5 separate regions of the Homo sapiens genome follow, and all the other regions are linked to region 3. The links are chromatin contacts, found by Hi-C or POLR2A ChIA-PET in ENCODE. All regions are on one chromosome and are shown on one strand. The core of a region is the stretch at or near the end of the contact, and the rest is flanking DNA. Distances in the headings are between cores, read along the strand shown.

Region 1 (2,700 bases), core at 74-2,573, 280 kb after region 3:
GCTGCATGGCTGGTAGAGTCAGGGTCCATGTGCAAGCTCCTCGTCCCAGAAGCTGGGCCCCCGGCCTGTCTTGTCCTCTCTCCTGTGTGGATCTGGGACCCTGAGGCTCGGGGAGGTTGTCCTGGGTAGCCTCCCTCTGGCCCTGCCCCAGGCCAGGCAGCGAAGGAAGGACCCAGGCAGGCAGGGCCTCCACACACCCACCTGCCTACCTGAGGCTGGCCTATCTGGCTGCCCTGTGTCCCTCCCCTCCCAGGCTCAGAAGTCATCTCTGGTGGGCTGCCCCCTCCCACTTGGCCCCAATCATAGCCCCTGCCCACTATAGCCTGGGGCCAACGCTGCAGAACCACAAGCACTGTTTTGCCCAGTATGAAGCACCCCACCGCATCCCCCTTAGGTCACGATGTGCCAAGAGCGCTTGCTGCAGGAAAGGGAAGGGCGCCTGCCCTCAGGAGGACTGACAACCATGGCCCGCAGCGCAGAAGGTCAAGGTCAAGCTCAGGGACCCTCCAGAACTTGCCTTTGTTCGTGGCTGATCCGGGGACGTGACGACGACTGTGTTGCAGATGGTGAGTGCGATGAAGAAATCAAAGACGTCAGACAGCTCAGGCGAGAGGTGGGCCAGCAGGTGCTCCTGATGCCTCGCCACGGCTAGGCTCTTGTCACACTCACTCACCTTCTCCAGCAGCTTTGGGTCGGGCGTGATATCCTTCTCCTGGGAGAAAGGGAGGCTGGCAGTGAGTCCCACCCAGTAGCCTGCCGAGGATCTTGGGGCGTGACTATTTAAGGTACTTTGATTTTATTATAAGCTGTAAACAGAACTTCATCTCTCATATACATATATGTCATTTTATAATTGTAAATTACTTACAATTTTAATTGCACAAAATATACAGAGCTTCTATCCACTTTGTGAAAACCATGCTTCAGCATTGCCCTCTAGTCTTTTCGCTCTACATTTAAATTTCACATAATCAAAATATTTTATATACATATTGGTGGTTTCCATTTTCTCCAAAACATTATTAATTGTCTGAACTTTTCCAGGCTTTTAAGAATTATTTAAAAACACATTTTAACAACTTGAAAATGGATATGTCATCATTTATTTGACCATCCCTTTATCACTGGATATTTAAATTTCTTTCAGTTTTGCTGATGTAAATTACACATTGATAAACTTCCATATGTAGCAATCCTTGGCTGAATCGCTAAATTGCTAGACGAGAAAGTTTGAATACTTTAAATACTCTTGACTCATACTGAAAAATGCTGTCAGGAAACCTTGTTCCAGTGCAGCCTCCCTCCTGCCAAGCGTGAGAGCCCCCACTCCCAGGGGCCCTGTAGAAACCCACCAATCAGCGTCCAAAACTCGAAATCAGCCCTATTTAGATGGCAGCTTCTCTGTGGGTTTAGAAGCACATGAGAGAATGAGGCCACCACAGAGTAAGCAAGGGGGATTCATCCCCTCTGCTGCATTGGTAAAACATTTCAGAAGTGAAAGGCTCTTTCAGAGGTTATTGCTCACTTCTCGCCTCTCCGTGCTGGATGATGGTGGTCCATTAATGTCTGGGCGGCTGACAAGGCCAGGCAGAAAGTATTTTATGGATTTGGGCTCGTCTAATTAAAACTCCCTTGGGAGGGGTTGGCTTTGCTTTTTAGCGGTTGTCATCTTGTCCTGAGGTTTTATTTGCTTCATTTGGCAGCACGGGCTTCCTCTTTGTCACCCTTTCTGGGTGACTTGCCAGCAATCAACCAGCCTTAGAAGCCATGCAAAGGGGCCATGTCAGTGTCTTGGAAAAGACGACAGTGGAGAGAAAGTGTTGGCCAGAAAAGCTTCTGCTGAGTAGAGCCAAGCCGCCCAGCGACAGTGTATTTGTAGGATTAAATATAGACACCTTCCATGAGCGGGGGATGGTGAAAATGGGGAAGAGACGTGGCAGCACCCTAGCAGGAGGCCCTGTACACTCACCATGGGGCTGCTGAAGGCCGTGTGCTTGGACAGCATGCTGGCCCTCTTGGCCTCGGCCCGGCTGCCCGTGCGCCGGTGGGACTTGGTGCTCTGGGTTCTGTGCACCACCCGGACACTCTGGTGGCTGCCGATGCTGCCGCGCTGGGACACCGAGCCCCCTCTGGGCACCACCTCCTCCTCCTCCGAGTCTGCCTCTTGGTACCTGGCCAGACGCTGCGCTGCGGGGAGAGGGCGCAGGGTGAGGCATCATGGGGGAAGGCTGGGCGGAGCAGAAAGAAACCATTCAGTGTGTTTTAGGTTCCGCGAGGCTTCCGGCAGGGCAGCCCCACAGGATTCACCACCCTTGCTCTCTAATAGCAAGGCACGGAGAACATCCTCAGTCAGCTGCAACCTGGGGAGGTTGATATTCTCAACTCTGTTTCACAGAGACTGACTTTCATCTCAGAGAACGTAAGGAGCTTTCTAAGGTCGCACAACTTAGGGGAAGGGGAACGGGTTGACGTCCAGCCGGTCTCTTCAGGTAGAGCCTAGGTGTACATGGGGTAGGGTGGCAGGTGGCCGGGAGAGGGAGGCAGGACAGAGGGTGGCAGGCCTTCCAGTCATGCTGGGATGACGGTGCTCACCTGGTGCTGAGCTCCTTGCCCACATGGACGGTGGCCACCATCTGCTCCTGTCTGGATGAAATGCTATGGCACAGGGGGGCTCACACTCCCAGATTGCACAGCTTGGAC
Region 2 (2,700 bases), core at 118-2,617, 300 kb after region 3:
GAATTGACTGAGAAGAAATGAAATAATCATCAAGTTGAACATAGACCAGAAATCTGGCACCTTTCAGTACAAGTACATAAAGTCTCCCTCGCCAGTAATTCGTGAGGGCACTGCCATTCTGATCGTCATCACCATCAACATAATTACAAGTTTGGGGAGGCTTGCCAAATGCCAGGCATTGTGCTAAGTGCCCTACAATTATCAGGCAACCCTGCTAGAAAGTCAGTTTTTGCACCACCTTCAACTTAGGATCTTTAAGTATCGTGCCCAAGGTCACAGTGGTCTTGGAGTGACAGACTGGAGCTTTCTTGGCCTCTGAGCTATCAGCTCAACCATCAATACCTGCAGAGACAATCTGGCATTAACAGAAAAAGATTGTACAAGTAAGCCAGAAAATGTGTAACAGATTCTATAGAAACGTCCCCCAAAATTTAAATTGCTTTTTATTTTTTATTTTTGAGACAGAGTTCTGCTCCTGTCATCCAGGCTGGAGTGCAGTGGCGGGATTTTGGCTCACTGCAACCTCCACCTTCTGGGTTCAAGCGATTCTCCTGCCTCAACCTCCCAAGTAGCTGGGATTACAGGCGTGAGCCACTGCACTCGGCCTTAATTGCTTTTTAAAGTTCTAAGTTTCCAAAATTTAAGTTTTAGTATTTTGAAAACATGCTTCAGCTCAACATACCTTAATCTGATCATAGATACCCTCTTTCCATCTTCAGCAATGCCTGTGGATGTGGGCTTACCAGAGCCCACTCAAAAACAGAGTAAAAAATCAGGAGCGAGCCCGGGGACTTAGTGCTAGTTCTTCTGATTAATAAATATGAGACTTTTGGCAAGTGAAGAGAGGGCATTTGGACTCGGATCTCCGGGGTCTCTGTTGCCCTATAAGTCCACAATCCTGTAGGATGCAGAGATGGTTCCAATGAATCCCTGTGCTTGGGATGACAGACTCACTATTGCAGAAACAGCATCACCTGCAAAAGTGCTGCCCACACATGCCAGCCTCAAGCTGAAGCACTGCCCTCTGCATCTCTGCTGCAGCACCCCAGCATCTCAGACAAAAGGAAGCAGACACCGTGAAGGGTTCGCCCACTGCAGAGCAACATGTTCAAATAAATATCTCACCGGCAAGAAAGAAAGTGCTCACAGTTTCTGTTGTTGTCTTACAGATATTTCTGAAACTTCTTTGGGCAAAGTGATTTGACCTGACTAGGTGGAAAGAAAGAGGCAGGACAGTGGTGCAACAGAGAGCCCTCCAGCCCTGCCCCTGAACTTGCGTTTCTGCTAGAGACCGCAGCAGCAGGTGCTCCAGGGATGCCCAGAGCCCTGCGGCATGCTTCTGTTTCCTCCTGATGCCTGGGACCTCCTCCTGGTAGAACAGCTGTGTCCCCTCTTCAACCACATGGGGGAGGCGTGTGTCTAATTCAGCAGTGCCCAGATTGCTACTTGAATGAATGGTTTGATTCACAGGGGAGATTCTGTTACCAACCTTGTATTTCACATTTGTATTAAGTGAATTGCTACTAAGTACTCAACAAAAGCAAATACAGATGTCCTCCATCTTGAAACAGCAGTGATGTTGGAAAGGGCATTTACAGTCCATTAAAGAGGATACTGTTATTTTTTTTCTATCATAAAAAAACTAAAGTAAAGAGGTTCATATTGCTTCAGCCATTGGGTGAGCACACAGCACAGGTGCACACTTGGGTCATCTGCAGGTCTGCTGCCAGCAGGGACCCTGCCTAACGCTCCAGGTGGAAATCTGTGAGTGAGGCCACCTGTCTGGGTCTCTGGATGATGTGGGCAGAGAGAACCCTGGTGAGAGAATGCACAGAGAGCAGGGGCCAGCACCTGCCAGCCAGGCAGGGCCACCGCCTGCACCAGCAAGAAGACGTGGAAAACACACACACTCCCGTCTTCTGCATCTGGATCCCGTTCTGAAAACGCCCTTTGCATTTCCCTTCATGATACTCCCAGGTCACAAGGAGGGTGAGGTCCCCCTGGTTCACTTCCAGCCTTGACATCACGCCTGGACATGGTCCTCGAAGGCTCTCAGTGACAAACACAACACCTCTGTCTACCTGGCTTTGGTCTCGCCACCTGCTATGGGCCTGTTTGTCCCTGGACTGAATGATCCCCGTCTGATCACAGAAGTTTTCCACCTTAACAAAGCCTTGGAGACAGCTGCTGCCCTACAGAATGCAATCCTCATCCCGTGCAACAGCAAAGCTCTGCTCAGGGTCACTGCGCTGACCTCCTCGGCTACCATCCCTCCCAGCACCCATTCCTGCCACGCAGGGAACCCTGAGGAAGCCCAAACCTTTCTGCATGGCTTCCTCTGTCTTGCCATCCTACAGCATCAGGCGAAGTGCCCTTCATTTAGCATTTCAGGATGTTGTCTTTTCTGGAGAAGCCTTCCTGACGGCCCCCTGGTAGGGTAGGCAGGTGCCACAGCTCCGAACTTGCTTAGTCCCCATGCAGACATCAAACCCCGTGCTTCCTGGGTGTGGCTGGAGCTGGCTCCCATTCCTCCTTCACTAGACCACAGGTTCCCTGAGCACAGGTACTCTGTGCCCTTGAGACCATCACAGTGCCTGGCACACACATGGTCAGAGGGTGACGAATGCTTATTTCAGAAGGATCTCAGGTGCCACAAGCTTCTGGATCACCCCAGAACTCCGTGCTGGGCTCTTGGGGACC
Region 3 (2,700 bases), core at 182-2,681:
TCAACAGCACCCTCGCCACTTAATAATCTCAAACAGATTTTGGACTGTTACTAATTTAGCATATCCATAAAAAGTCATTTAAAAAATGTAGACGCTAAATTCTCTTTCAAGGTTGCCAAGCTTCACCAGTGTCTGTATTAAAATTATTTCTAAAATTTTACGGACTAAGGCATTTGGTACATTCAATTCTACCTTTACCAACAAAAGCCTTTACCACCAAGATGAGGAAAGCATCCTTTTCATTTTCTACACTGAAAAGGGGGGGGAAAAAAGGCCAACTGCTTGCATACAGGTCTGCATATAACACAGCAGTCTCTGGCAAAGCCAATAACTCACGTTCAACTTCAGAAATCCTGGTGGCCGGTAACACAGAGTAACCTGTGCGCACAACCCTTGGGCTTGACATACCACTTCATCCGCCCTCCCTTCCCATCAATCCACCCCCAAAACCCCAACCCACCAAGCACACGGCTAAATATGTCTTCCCCAAGAGAGCCAAAAACCTTGAAAACGCCGAGAAAGGGCTCCCCTTTGAAGGAAAGGGCCTGCCCTTCCCTGTCTGGGGCCCCGGCTGGCTCGAAGAGCCTGGCTCCTAGGAGGCCCAAATCTCGACGCCTCGCACGTCCCGCCCCGCCCCGGGCCCGCTCGCGTCCCCTCGGGCGACAAAACCCTCCCGCCGTCGCTCAGCCAGGACTGACAGTTACGGCTGCAGCAGCCGCGGCCACCAGGGGCCTACTTCTGGCACCAGCCCCTTCGGACCACGCGCCCCCAAACACTCGCCTCGGCGGCGGGGGGCGGGGAAGGGGGGTGTCGACCTCGCCACAGCGGGCCCCGAAGGCCGGCCGAGTGACGGAGGGGAGCCAGCGCCGCCTGGCGCAGGCCGCGGCAACACTGACCTGTCGTCGCCCCCGCGCCTGGGCTGCGGCGGCCGCCTCACTGGTCGTAGTCGCCCTCGCCCGCCGCCTCCGCCCGCCACCGCCTCGTTCTCTTTCGCTGCCGCCACCGCCGGGGCTCATGCGGGACCCGCGCTTCCTTATCCGGAAAACGAGGCCGGGAAAGGGAGCGCCGGGGCCGCCGAAATCCCGGCGTTCGTCGCCAGCCGCCGCTGCCTGTCCACACCGGGGGGCTGAGGGGCCCTCCTGCCAGGGGCTACAGGCCGCGAGCTATTCCGAGGAGGAGCCGAAGGAGGCGCCGCCGCCCGCAGCCGAGCGCGCCGGGTCGGCAGAGGTGAAGCGTAAGTAGGCGGCGGATGGCGGGCGCCCGCGCTGGCGGATGGCTACGCGGCGGAGGGGTGCGCGAGCGAGCGAAGCCTGGTGTGTCGGGTCCTGGCGAAGGGAAAAGGCCCCGTCGTCTCCTGTAGTCACCCCGAGCCCAGCGCCACCATCTTGGGAGACACACGGATCTCGCGGCCGCGGCGCAAGACGGGAGGACTGGCTGGGCGGGCCGAGTATCCCGGCAGGCAGCGCGCGCCGCCCGGCCGGGCGAGGGCTCCAGGCCGGGACGCGGGGACGTGGGGCGGGGCCAAGACGCGCGGGAGGGCGCCGCGCTCCGCCCCTCCTTCCTTCGCCGGCCCCGCCTCCCTCCCGCTTGCCGTCGCCGCCGGCGCACGGGCCATTGGGAAGAGGAGGTGGCCTGCGGCCCCTCGGAGTCCCACCAGGCTCGGTCGCCATCTTGCGACTGGACAGAAAGGGTAATCCCTCTTTTTAGTTTCTGCTGTCTGTGACCCGAAAGAATAAACCTGGGACTTCCGGAAGCCCTCTGGGCACCCCCCCCCCCAGGAGGGTTGCAGAGCCCCTTGGTGTACCCAGCAGAGGAACGCCTCAGACTTTGTTGGGAAACGAATGGCTCTGAAAGTTAGCTGAAGCCGCTGGAATAGCCCCCCAGCCCCGAGGCGGGGCAGGTGCCTGCCGTTATTGGCTTTTCGACCCCAACCCTTTTCTATCTGGAGCTGCCTTTGTAGATGTTGCAGGGGTGCCCCGAGAGTGCAGGCCAGATTTTAGAGGACCAAGGTCATCTACTTAGGCCTCTTGCCAACACAGGATGTGTCAACTAGTTTACCAGAGACGAAGGTAAAGTCCCGTCTCCTGCAGTTGTTGACGTTCAGTAGGTCGTCGGTTAAGAAAAGTGGCTCCCTGGTTGACCCCAGCTGGATAGAGGCTAATTTTGATCCATATGACAGCTGAACGTAGTTAAAGCCATTAAAATTAAATCCATTTAAAGTCATATTTGGTACCAGGGTCACCATTTTAAAAGGTGTGTGTGTGTATGTGTGTGTGTGTGTGTGTGTGTGTGTATAGCTTTACAACACTTGCTAGCAAAGCCAAAAGAGTATCACTAACAATTCATAGTGTTACAACTTGCAACTTTGTTGATAAGCCCTTGAAGTACTAGATGAGTACCCATGTCTAGTATTCAGATTTTTTATATCAACAGTCGTACATAGCAGTGTATCTTTTTTAAATTTATTTTTATTTTTAAACTTAGAAATGGTGTCTTGCTATGTTAGGCCCAGGCTGGTCTCGAGCTCCTGGCCTCAAGTGATCCTCCCACCTCGGCCTCCCAAAGTTTTGGGACTACAGGCATGAGCCACAGTGCTCGGCCAGCAGTGTAATTTTTAACTGTCAGTCTCGGAACATCTTTTTTGTATAGCCAAGTGTGTGGGTGTGTGTGTGTATCCGCCTCACAACTATAACCAACCAT
Region 4 (2,700 bases), core at 151-2,650, 300 kb before region 3:
GTACAACTCCCCTTATCTTATGCAGCTGTGGGTATGTCTCTAGGCAAGCACAAAGCGCCGCTTATTTTTGTTTGTGTAACTGAGGGTTTGTTTTAGGTAAGCCCCCTCCTTTCTGTGCAGGCTTCCAGGGAGCCCACCATGTACATATCTGAAAAGGGAAGGAAACTTTTTGCTGGGAGCTTGTTAATCATACAAAGAATAAAGGGCTTCCATGCCAGACTTTGCCTGCCTGCTTATCTATGGCTTATCTGTGCAGCTATAGCCTGAGTTTCCCCTGGCTGCTCTGTTTTTGCCTGTAGCTGTGATTTTTTCAGGCAGACAGCTTCTCTGAGGACTAGTCTCTTAGCTGTTTACTCAAGTAATTTTTCCTGTCCTTTTCCCTCACTATGATTACCAGCTCCCCTAGGACTTCATGGTCTGGAATGAAATATTCCGTGGGAGTCAGGGAAAGGGAGTTTGTTGCAAACATGTCCAGGCCAGACACTTTATATAAAGTGTCAAAGTAAAGTACACTTACATAAAGTGTAAGTGCTGCCACCACCACTAGGGTGCCAGGTACTCTAACACAAGTCTTTATTCCCATAGATGTGAGTTAACATTTATACCACCAGCTCACACTATCAAACAATCCCACGTACCCCAAATAAACACTGGTGCCTGGTGGGCAGCAACAAGCCCTCCTTCAAGGAAGGAGTTCATTTGTTGGTTTATCCAGCTGCTCCCGCTTTGCTTATGGAAGCGCTCCGTTTTCTAGGGGTCTTAGAAGCTGTAGCAGTGGTAGAAAGCCCCTTTTTTGTGGACTATTATGACTTAGGCTTTTATCAGAGCCTCAGAGAATTGCTGTTGTTTTGTTGGTTAGGCTTTAGGTTTCCAATCTGCATACACAATTCCTTTGAAGCACCAGGCTTCCAGGCAATTTGGTTGAGGGAACTTATTGGGATATGAAATATTATCAGGCACCATTTCTAATCAATGTACCTAAGTTATGACTTCAGGTTTAGAGAAAAAAAAAATTTTTTTCCCTTGGCTTCAGGCTTCCTTCTGGAGGTGATAACCTCCTAAATGGACTGTCTTTAAGGGCCTGTGGCATGTGCCCTCCTTTCAGGAAACTAGTGTATGCCTGGAGGCATTGGTAATGGCTTCTCTCATCTTACTGTGGCTTGGGAAGAATATGGCTATTGCAGATTTTCTAGTTTCATTACCACCTGACCTTCAGGCTCCTTACATGTTATAGGCAGAAAAGGTGCCTCCACAAAGTTGTGGGCTATTCTCTGCTTTCAGAAGGACAGCTGGAAATGGTACTTAATTCTTTGTAGCAGCACCATCATGAATAGCTGCCCACACCCATATACATCATTATCTTTTTTGGTGAAGACTCTAAGACTTCAGGCCATGATATCCACAAGGCTATGTTCATGCACTACTTCGGTATAATCTCAAAATAATTGCCAGCTCCCCAGTGGAACGCCTGCCTTGGTCCATGTGGAATGTGGGCATATGGTAGGATTTCCTTGGAGGAACTAGAAGAGGAACATAAAGAATGTTAGGCATATAAATTATTGTTTCTTTTTCTTCTTGTTTCTTTCCACTGAGTTATGTGTGAGCCCCCACACCCACCCTACCTTCCTGTCCTCTACCTTACTGATGCTATTTTCAGGCTGTTGTAGAATTGGGTGTGTAAAATTAAATTAGCCTTTCTCCTCTTAATATCTGTAAAATGAACAAATTTGACAAAGAAACTACCTATCTGATATATAAGAAGGTTATTAGCCTGTACCACAAGTGAAAAAGTTTCATCCTGATATATCAAAATAGTACCACTTGAAGGAAAACGTTGGGGCCATCTGTTTCTCTCATTGTAGTTAGAGTACAGATTTTTAAAATATGAGCCTCAGGCATAAAAATGCAGTATTAGCAACTCAACTTGAAGAAGCAGTTACTAGTGTCCTGGGTGGGCCCCAGGGAAAATAGTACCAACTGCCTGTTATATTTAACTGCAATTAAAAATGGCAGTGCTGGGTATCTTCTGTCTCTGGGTCATCTCCTAAAGATCCTGCAGAGGGAGCCATAGCTAGTGTAGAGGCCAGCCATAACTAGCCATGGCAAAGACCACAGGGAACGCTCTTCAACATGCTCTGCACTGATCCTCTACCCTGGTGTGGAGAAATGTCAGATTCATCACTAACAAGGTTAAAGGTGTAAATTGAGGGAAAAAAATGAGAAAAGTTATCTTTCACATAAGACTTCAGAAAGAAATTGCGTCGTCAGGTTTGGAACTGGTTTGTAATTTCATCCAGTTATTTTCATTTTAATTACTGTCACTGTTTTCTTCATCCTTGATAAACTATGAGCTCTTTGAGATTGTCTTTTTCATATCCTGATGTCAGAGCTTCCTGTATTTTCTGATCATGGTATGTGCTAAGTAAATGCAATTTTTAGCATTTTGAATGGTTTATCAAATGATTGAAGGAGTGGGTAATAATATAGATTACATATACAGTCAGCCACATATGTGTATGTATGTGTATTTGTGTGTGTGTGTGTATATGTATATACTGTTGACCCTCCGTATCAATGGGTTTCACATTTGTGGATTCATCCAATCATGGATCAAAAATATTCTTTAAAAATATGGTTGCATCTGTACTGAACAGGCACAAACTTTTTTTCTTATCATTATTCCCTAAACAATGCAGTATG
Region 5 (2,700 bases), core at 114-2,613, 350 kb after region 3:
ACTAGTTCTTTTCCCACTGAACCTACATACCCACTCTGTTACAGATAATATCATTTGATTTGGGCTTATTAGGTTCCATTAATCTACTTGTCCTTTCTCATGTCAACCCCACATGGCATGGTAGTACAGTATGTTGGATCAGTGCCACCATTAGCTTCAGCGCTGAGAGGAGTCTTCATGCAAAGGTACCTGCTCAGGGTGGAGCCCAGAGACAGGGCCCTGGGCCAGCACACTGGGGAGGTCCTGCTCTGCTCTCTGCAAAGACAGTGGCCACCAGCCCTCCCCCTGCCCCAGCCAGTCTGAGGTCCCATAGCCACCAGGAGGGCTTAGGCGGGATGCCCCAAAGCCTCAACAAACACCCATGCAGGTCATTTGTCATAGAAAAGGGGGCCAACCCCAGACCCACGTGGGTGACAGATGTTGCATGTATTTAAATGACCCTGCAAATGCTCCCGGGGGTTAGATGGCCTACTGCAGCCTCTATGTGGATGTCCAACCCCAACCCCCCAAGCACTGGCCTGGTGAGGGTGAGGCCCGCGTTTAGAATTCAGATCTTAGAGCACGAAGCACGCACTGCACCAGGCACCTCCAGAGTGTTAATTCACCTCCAGGAGACTTGTTTGGAATGTCAATTTTGTTGCTTTGAGTTCCATCTCCCCTGCCAGGGCAGGGCTCTCATCGCTGAGACCATCTTTACCTGCACAACTTCACCTGCAGCCCCAGTTCCAATATCTGTTACAAAAAGTTGCTCCTTTTCAATCTTTTTTTTTTTTTTGAGATGGAGTTTTGCTCTCGTTCCCCAGGCTGGAGTGCAGTGGTGCGATCCTGACTCACCGCAACCTCCACCTCCCAGGTTCAAGCAATTCTCCTGCCTCAGCCTCCCGAGTAGCTGGGACTACAGGCATGCGCCACCATGCCCAGCTAATTTTTGTATTTTTAGTAGAGACAGGGTTTCTCCATGTTGGTCAGGCTGGTCTCGAACTCCCGACCTCAGGTGATCCACCCACCTCGGCCTCCCAAAGTGCTGGGATTACAGGCATGAGCCACTGCACCTGGCCTCAATCTTATTTTTAAGACTGTCTTGGCTCATTTGGAGGCATCATAAATGTTAAGGCCATTTTATTCAATTCCAAGAGAAGCCTCCAGATAGAAATGCATGCAGCTCTTGGGAGAATGAGCACTGCAATCATACCTGCTCTTCCCATCCCACCCAGGGCCCTGGGAGATGCTGCAGTGCCTCATGCACACTTACACCCTTTAAAAAGATATCGCCACTTTCTTCATAAAGCTCCTAAGCCTCTTGTTAAGTTTCTGAGTACTGTGCAGTTTTTGTTCCTATTTTTGTAGACCACCTTCCCCACTTCCCCTTCTAAGTGCTCATTGTGCTCCCTGAGTGATTATAAGTAGTTCTCTGTAAGTGGCCACAGGTCTTCCCCAGCAGCTCCACTTCGCTGGGTGTGAGTTCTGTTTGTCCAAACCCTCTTCCGCTCCCTGGCAGCCAGGACCCTGCGGATGAGTGGTTACTATTTTGGTTAGCATAGCATGCTTGGGTCAGCTTTCTAAAGTGATGGCAGATCCCTTTCTTAGAAAAGGTGAAGTGGCCTCCCAAGAGTTGTGGGCACATAACTTCCCCCAATCCTCCCTCAGAAGCAAGGGAAAATCAGCCTGGGGAACCAGGGCATCCAGTCGCCTTTGCATGCACAGTTGACCTCTTTTCCACTGGAGGCCCCCAGACCTCTGCAAGCCCAAGTTTCCTCCAAGATGCTCTGCTCTGTGGGACTCACCCCAGGGTTCTCCGATGCCCCACCAGTGCTGTCTAGGGACCCAGGGAACCCAAGTCCTGCCCCAGATGCCCAGGGATACAGCAGCTACCTCATTCAGGATGTGTATGGGAGGGAGAGAAGGGTTTTGTCCAGGACACCATTTCCCCAGAGTCCCCTGATTCCTCTAAATCAGAATTCTGAAGATGAAAAGGCTTCACTGATTATAAGGTCCCTCTCTCTCATTTTTCATTATGAGGGGATTAAAAGCCAGACAGGCAGATTGATTTTCTCACTCATGTGAAGGTGGCAGCCTGGGTCAAAGCCCTCAGATGTGCCTTTCCCTGAGGCTTCTCTTGCAACAACTTACTGAAAGCACTCACCCTCCGATCAGTCCCTTACTAACATCACCCTGCCCAGAGGCTGGCTTCTCCTACCACGCAGAATTAAAAATCACAAAGCAACCTCTTTAATAAATAAATAAATATAAGAAGCAAAAAAAAAATCTCTGGAAATATCTCCAAAAAATATCACAATATTTCTCCATAACATATTTACTGCAAATATCCCTAAATTGTAATGGGCTACAGAGTATGATCAGTAAAGTACCTTAAGCAAACAAACACTGCCCCGTCTTGGAAGATCCAGCCCTGGGAATAGAGGGGACTTTAACACATGGATCAAAATATACCATGGAGACATGATTTCCCTGGGCACAGTGTGCAGTGACCTAAGACACCTTTGTGAATCCCGGCTTGGAAGCCGACGTCAATTTTCCCAGTCAAGCATCAACAGCAGCAGTGCCCTCGCGAAACTGACTTTACCCGGTAATATTCCGAGAATGGATAACAAGGCTGAAACGCAGAACTAACTACAAACTGAGTTTTCCTCCTTGGGTAAAATACAGTGAGAAGGGCCATGCAGATGGTCATCTTCTCTG

Evidence for each region. A loop is a pair of places that touch in the nucleus more often than their neighbours do. ChIA-PET counts read pairs that join two places held with the same protein, here RNA polymerase II (POLR2A). Pooled maps may share reads with other maps.
Region 1: a loop to region 3 is called in a map with no recorded cell type, with 26 times the contacts of the local background. The contact joins the enhancer-like site here to the promoter of UBE3A in region 3. A Hi-C loop is called at or near these places in 1 of 37 single-sample maps with no recorded cell type and 4 of 50 pooled maps. POLR2A ChIA-PET finds 5 or more read pairs at or near these places in 1 of 52 experiments (activated T-cell).
Region 2: a loop to region 3 is called in a pooled map, with 2.9 times the contacts of the local background. The contact joins the enhancer-like site here to the promoter of UBE3A in region 3. A Hi-C loop is called at or near these places in 4 of 50 pooled maps. POLR2A ChIA-PET finds 5 or more read pairs at or near these places in 2 of 52 experiments (activated T-cell and activated naive CD4-positive, alpha-beta T cell).
Region 4: a loop to region 3 is called in a map of gastrocnemius medialis, with 9 times the contacts of the local background. The contact joins the promoter of PWAR1 here to the promoter of UBE3A in region 3. A Hi-C loop is called at or near these places in 12 of 168 maps with a recorded cell type or tissue (IMR-90, OCI-LY7, Right ventricle myocardium inferior and 5 more), 1 of 37 single-sample maps with no recorded cell type and 26 of 50 pooled maps. POLR2A ChIA-PET finds 5 or more read pairs at or near these places in 1 of 52 experiments (AG04450).
Region 5: a map of ascending aorta shows a loop between it and region 3 (2.6-fold over the local background). The contact joins the enhancer-like site here to the promoter of UBE3A in region 3. A Hi-C loop is called at or near these places in 1 of 168 maps with a recorded cell type or tissue (ascending aorta), 1 of 37 single-sample maps with no recorded cell type and 8 of 50 pooled maps.

What each region holds. Positions count from the first base shown.
Region 1 is chr15:25,716,213-25,718,912 of GRCh38, forward strand. It overlaps ATP10A (ATPase phospholipid transporting 10A (putative)), which reads right to left. Exons shown (of 21, transcript NM_024490.4): 8 at 1,970-2,187; 9 at 518-712. Among named protein-coding and RNA genes, the nearest start is that of MIR4715, 130 kb to the right of the region's middle. Within about 2 kb of position 1,324, at least 2 of the 41 ENCODE cell types and tissues checked have a DNase peak (open chromatin) inside an H3K27ac peak, as active enhancers do.
Region 2 is chr15:25,738,629-25,741,328 of GRCh38, forward strand. The region is part of intron 2 of ATP10A (ATPase phospholipid transporting 10A (putative)); the gene reads right to left. Among named protein-coding and RNA genes, the nearest start is that of MIR4715, 110 kb to the right of the region's middle. Within about 2 kb of position 1,368, at least 2 of the 41 ENCODE cell types and tissues checked have a DNase peak (open chromatin) inside an H3K27ac peak, as active enhancers do.
Region 3 is chr15:25,437,593-25,440,292 of GRCh38, forward strand. It overlaps UBE3A (ubiquitin protein ligase E3A), which reads right to left and starts at 1,432. Exons shown (of 13, transcript NM_130839.5): 1 at 897-1,432. RefSeq lists enhancers at 548-1,493, 1,494-2,439 and silencers at 577-996, 1,357-1,696.
Region 4 is chr15:25,134,242-25,136,941 of GRCh38, forward strand. It overlaps PWAR1 (Prader Willi/Angelman region RNA 1), which reads left to right and starts at 1,401. Exons shown (of 1, transcript NR_022009.1): 1 at 1,401-2,700. The region is part of intron 61 of SNHG14 (small nucleolar RNA host gene 14); the gene reads left to right.
Region 5 is chr15:25,792,113-25,794,812 of GRCh38, forward strand. All of the region lies in intron 1 of ATP10A (ATPase phospholipid transporting 10A (putative)), which reads right to left. Among named protein-coding and RNA genes, the nearest start is that of MIR4715, 55 kb to the right of the region's middle. Within about 2 kb of position 1,364, at least 3 of the 41 ENCODE cell types and tissues checked have a DNase peak (open chromatin) inside an H3K27ac peak, as active enhancers do.